2 separate regions of the Homo sapiens genome follow, and region 1 is linked to region 2. A link is a contact called in ENCODE Hi-C or POLR2A ChIA-PET data. All regions are on one chromosome and are shown on one strand. The core of a region is the stretch at or near the end of the contact, and the rest is flanking DNA. Distances in the headings are between cores, read along the strand shown. Region 1 holds the start of ZNF446 (zinc finger protein 446). Region 2 holds the start of ZNF628 (zinc finger protein 628).

What was found. Hi-C counts contacts between places; a loop is a spot of excess contacts on that map. ChIA-PET counts read pairs that join two places held with the same protein, here RNA polymerase II (POLR2A). Pooled maps may share reads with other maps.
Region 1: a loop to region 2 is called in a pooled map, with 9 times the contacts of the local background. The contact joins the promoter of ZNF446 here to the promoter of ZNF628 in region 2. A Hi-C loop is called at or near these places in 3 of 50 pooled maps. POLR2A ChIA-PET finds 5 or more read pairs at or near these places in 2 of 52 experiments (RWPE1 and T-cell).

The regions. Positions count from the first base shown.
Region 1 is chr19:58,475,097-58,477,835 of GRCh38, forward strand. It overlaps ZNF446 (zinc finger protein 446), which reads left to right and starts at 1,256. Exons shown (of 7, transcript NM_017908.4): 1 at 1,256-1,408; 2 at 2,083-2,464; 3 at 2,541-2,730. The coding sequence starts at 2,123. ZNF324 (zinc finger protein 324) reads left to right here. Exons shown (of 4, transcript NM_014347.3): 4 at 1-340. RefSeq lists enhancers at 345-434, 495-554, 795-1,044, 866-1,160, 1,315-1,514.
Region 2 is chr19:55,475,192-55,477,999 of GRCh38, forward strand. It overlaps ZNF628 (zinc finger protein 628), which reads left to right and starts at 1,426. Exons shown (of 3, transcript NM_033113.3): 1 at 1,426-1,616. RefSeq lists silencers at 1,492-1,691, 1,824-2,147.

The DNA.
Region 1 (2,739 bases), core at 6-2,505, 3.0 Mb after region 2:
AGCACCTCATCCCCAAAAACAACCTGAGGAGGCCGTTGGAAAGCTCCGAGTTGACAAGTCTCATCCACGCACATGCTCGGTGCTTCCAATCGGTGATCAAGACCACTGCTCTTCATCCAGAGCAGGCAGCAGGGATTCCCAGGTATCCAAAGAAACCAAAACAGGCGGTGTAATTTAGGACTGACTAAGTAATGGCTCGGCCACTTTTAAGTGTGGAAGCAAAACTGACCCCACAGATTTAGAAAACTGTAACACTGCTTATTGGGAGAAACTAGTGTCACCCTGGCTAGTTCTGCTCCCCAAATTCAAAGGTAAATAAACGGTTGAGCATGTCCGATCAGCCTGGAGGGAAACCTCCACCCCCGACTTTGTAGGACTGACATCTGAAGACGTCAGAGACTGCGGTCACAACCGTCGGTACCTCCTTAGGGCGCTTAACAGAGGTCAAAGATGGCCCTCGCACCCTCCTGGCGGGAGAAAGCCCAGGCTCAGGGTGGTCTTCTACACCACCGCCTCTCCCGGGTCCACTTGGAAGCGAGTCCCAGCGAACTACTCGACCTAGGAAACCACTGGGCCGCCACTTCCAGCCTCTTCGGAAGTCGAGGCAACGCTCCTGAACGTTGCCACGGGAACAGCTGGAGGCGGGCGGATATGCCCTAGCGTTATCTAGGGGCTGGCCCGGGGAATGGCGTGGGGGCGGCGGGGCCAAGCAAGCGCCACCTCTGATTGGGCAAAACCCCCTCCCCTCACCTGCCAATAGAAACCGGCCCACTGTACAGACGCGCAAGTTTATAACCCGGGAAGAGCTGCTCTCAGAGCGGAGGGAGACCATATAACCCTGGGACTCTGCCGTACCTCCTAGAGGAACAGAGCGCCTCTCAGGCGTCAGAGGCTGCTGCAAATGCGGGTCAGCGGGTCACGGTCGCGCCTGTCTTGCTGATGCTCATGGGAAATGTAGTTCAAAGGGCATGGGCGGTGCCTTCGGTGCAGGCGAGAGATTGGTCAGCGCGGCGTCGCCGGGGCAACACCCGGCTGAGGCGCCCCGCGTTGTGCGGCGCCACATCCGGGAAGCGGCCTCCAAGCAACCGCTCCGGGTTGAGGTGAGCGCAGGCTGCCAGAGTGGGCGCAGCCTTTCCACCCCGTGGGAGGGCTTGGGGTCGCCCTCTGGGGCCTGAACGGCTCCTGCTGTCGGCGCCCTGGAGGGCCCGCCCACTTCCCGACAGGCCGCGCGCGTCACCTCAGCCTTCGCTCAGGCCTTTCCTACCCTCAACGCCGTTCCGGGGGGCCGGGCCTGGCAAGTCCTCTTGGAACGCCTCCCTCTTGCCTTCCCCTTTTGGGGACAGATCCCGAAGTTCGAGCATCCCTCGGATAGGCCGGGTGTCAGGCCTGGTCTCTCAGGCCCGTCCAGGTGGGCGTCTTTCACTGCAGACCTTCAGGGCCGGGATGCTGTGGCCATCCCTCGACTCCGCGCAACGTGGAGCTTTGGCCCCGTTTTTCTTGGCCTTTGCTTTTCGTTTTCACATGCACGGGCCCCGGCAGTGTGAGTCGCCCACGGCTCGCTGTGGTCAGCGAGCACGATGTCCACGTGCCCCCTCCCCAGAGCCATTCCTAAAGGAGGTCCCACCCAGTCAACCTCCCCGAGATTGTGGAGGGCGACTCGTCCCCGTACATTACAGCCTGGCCCCACCTTCTACCCGCCCACCCTGGTCCACTCTCCTCGCACCTCGGCTAGACACTGTGGCTCCTCAGCCTGGCGCTGGAACTCTGTGATGACTGTCTTTCTCCACCTCTTTAGCGTCATCTCCCAGCAGTCCCCTGCTGGACCCAACTGTTTGCAATTTCCAGGAAGCTCCCTGGACACCTTGCGTCCAAGCATTTGTCCCTGAGGCTTCCTCCTGCTCTCATTTGCCATCATTGTTTGGGTCCTGTGACCCTCCTCCTTCCATGAAGCTTTCTTGGCCTTATCTCTTCTGGCCTCAGAGTACACTTGGTCCTGGTCTCAGCCCCCTGGGCTGAGCCTGGTGTCTGCCTTCCCCTGGCCAGATTCTCTTGGCTGACATTCCGACCCTTCCTTTTCTGTAGGCCCATCTTGACGATTCCAAGACCACCCCCTTGAGCAAGAATGCCATCCCCTCTGGGTCCCCCATGCCTGCCCGTCATGGACCCAGAGACCACCCTTGAGGAGCCTGAGACTGCCCGCCTCCGCTTCCGAGGGTTCTGCTACCAGGAGGTGGCAGGTCCCCGAGAAGCCCTGGCCCGGCTGCGTGAGCTGTGTTGCCAGTGGCTGCAGCCTGAGGCACACTCCAAGGAGCAGATGCTGGAGATGCTGGTGCTGGAGCAGTTCCTGGGCACACTGCCTCCCGAGATCCAGGCCTGGGTGCGCGGTCAGCGGCCAGGCAGTCCTGAGGAGGCCGCTGCCCTAGTCGAAGGACTGCAGCATGACCCTGGGCAACTGTTGGGCTGGGTGAGTGTGGCTGGCATCAGCTTCTTGGAGGGATAGACCCTGGCTAGAGCCATTGTGACCTACCTCTTCTCCTCAGATCACAGCCCATGTCCTGAAGCAGGAGGTGCTCCCTGCAGCCCAGAAGACAGAGGAACCACTTGGGAGCCCCCACCCCTCAGGGACAGTGGAGTCCCCTGGGGAAGGTCCCCAGGACACCAGAATAGAGGGGTCTGTCCAGCTCAGCTGCAGTGTGAAGGAGGAGCCCAATGTCGATGGACAGGAAGTGGGTGAGGTTG
Region 2 (2,808 bases), core at 176-2,675:
CTTGGGAAACGGTGTGGGAGGCTGGAAAAATCCACTCATTCAACAAACAAGTACCGTCTGCTTCTCCATCAGGGCCCATGCTGGTTGTTTGGAATACCTGGGCAGCAAAGACACGAAAGGTCCTCGCTGTCATGGGACATAGATAAATGTCGCTGAGCATGTAAGAGGGACACCACCTAGCACAGGAGGCTTTCCAGTGGGATCTTGCTGGGCAGGGATGGGTTAAGGGTAGAAGGGCCTTCTGGCCTGAGAAACAGCATGCAGAATGGTCTTCAAGCTGAGGGTACTGCCTTTGAGCAGTGGCTCTCAACTAGTGAACATGTGGCAATGTCTGGAGATATTCTTTTTGTTGTTGTTGTTTTTTTTTTTTAACACAGAGTCTCACTCTGTCACCCTGGCTGGAGTGCAGTGGCACGATCTTGGCTCACTGCAACCTCCGACTCCTGGGCTCAAGCGATCCTCTTGCCTCAGCCTCCTGAGTAGCTGGGGTTACAGGTGCCTGCCACCATGCCCGGCTAATTTTTGTATTTTTAGTAGAGACGGGGTTTCACCATGTTGGCCAGGCTGGTCTTGAACTCTTGACCTCAAGTGATCTGCCTGCCTCAGCCTCCCAAAGTGCTGGGATTACAGGTGTGAGCCACCGCGAAAATCTCTATCTGGAGATATTCTGAGCTCTCCTACGGGGTGTGTGGAGCGGGGCTGGGGATGCTACCTGCATCTAGTGAGTGGGGGCCCTAGAGTGTGTAGGACAGTCCCCGCTGCAATGAATCCATCCCAAATGGCACTAGTGCTCTGGTTGAGAAACTGCGTTTAATGACCCTCAGAAAAGCCAGTGTGGCTGGAACGCTGGGTTGGGCGGGGGTTGAGCGTGGAGAGGGGCTTTGGAGCAGCTCGGTCTCCCACTAAAACCCTAGGCCCCACAAGGAGTCTGTGGATTCCAGCCTCCCAGAACAGACCTTTGCCCAGCAGGAACCAGGTTTCTGCAGCGTCTGGATGAGCGTGCACGAAGCACACGCCCGAAAATCCTGAGCACGTGGCTCTACCGAGGGACTGGAAGCGCTCCAGGCCTCGTTTTCCCGCTGGAGCGATTACACCCTGGGGGCGGGGCCCGCTTCACGGGAGGGATTTTTGTACAACCGTGGTGCATGGAAGGATTTTTTTGCAGATGAGAGGGAATCGGGATTAATAAGGGGAACTTGCGACCCCGCGTCTCGAGCTGGCCGTCCCTGGCCTTGGGCTCACCGGGGCCTCGGCCCCCAAGACCTGACAACTGGAGTCCGCGACCACAACTGGGAGAACTACAACTCCCAGGATGCCGCGCACCGCCTGCGCCCGAGCTCGACGAGGCCTCGCACAGCCAATGGGAGGGTCCGGGGGCGGGAACTCGGAGTACGTGCGTTGTGACGCACCGACGGCGACGTCGGGGTTTGTGTGCGCGAGAGGCCGCCGATAAAGGTTGGGTGCCTCGCGCCGGGGGCCGTTGGGAGGGAGTGCGCCCCTGCCCCCCCTCCCCGGTCCCCACAGCTGCACCGCCGCTGCCGGGGCCCCACCTTCCCGTCGACCCCCGCGGGAAGGTCCTGGGGCTGCCACCCTCGTTCCCCCGATTGGGGCCGCAGGTGAGAGACCGGAGGGGGTGGGGGTGGGGGGAGGGACCGGAGGGCGGAGAAGTTGCAGGGGGTGGGGCGGGGGGGGGGGCGTGAAACCGGAAGGGGTACCTTAAAGGGGAGTCACTATTTCACCTCCGACATTTGCCAGCTAGGCCGGGTCCGCCCTCTTAAAGGGCAAGGGGCCACATTGAGAGGGCGGGTCAGGCTTTGCATTTTTACAGAAGCTTTCTGACTTAAAACAATGTTTTTCCCCTAAAAGGCGGTTATCTCATTAAAGGCCAGTGACCGTTTCCCAGACATTGAAGCAAAAACTCCTGAGTCCTGGTTGCTTCAAAGCGATCCCTGGTTTAGCTCAACAAAAGTGGAGATGGGGCTCCAGTGGCAGCATCCCCTTAAAGGGGAGGTCCAGCCTGCTGAACGGGTGTGGCGCGGCCTTTTAAAGGGGATGTCTTCTTGTTAAATGGGACCCCGCTCTTTCAGGGCACGGATATCTCTTTTAAGGAGATGCTGGGGCTTCTCAAAGGCACGTGCAGCTTCTTAGCATCAGTAGGTTTGTTTTTTTTTTTTTTTTTTTTTTCTGGAGACGGAGTCTTGCTCCGTTGCCCAGGCTGGAGTGCAGTGGCGCGATCTAACCTGCTTACATATTAAAGGGTACACTTATCTTTTAAAAAGGAAGTTCTTGGCTAGGCGCGGTGGCTCACGCCTGTAATCCCAGCACTTTGGGAGGCCGAGGCGGGCGGATCACTTGAGGCCAGGAGTTCAAGACCAGCCCAGGCAATATGGTGAAACCCCGTCTCTACTAAAAATACAAAAATTAGCCGGGCGCGGTGGCGTGCACCTGTAATCCCAGCTACTCGGGAGGCTGAGGCAGGAGAATCGCTTGAAGCCGGGAGGCGAAGGTTGCAGTGAGCCGAGATCGCGCCACTGCACTCCAGCCTCGGTGACAGAGTGAGACCCTGTCTCCAAAAAAAAACAAAAAAAACACACAAGTTCTTGTAGCTTGTCCGACGGGGATGCCTAGCCTTCATTCATTTAAAATTTGTTTACTGCGCACACACTCTGCCAGACATTATTGTAGGCACTGGGATGGCATACAACAGTGAACCAGACAGAAGCCCCTATTTTCCCGGCGTTGACATTCTAGCATGGGGAGGCAGAATAAAACAGAAAGCACACTGGTTATATAGTAGCGGTTCTCATC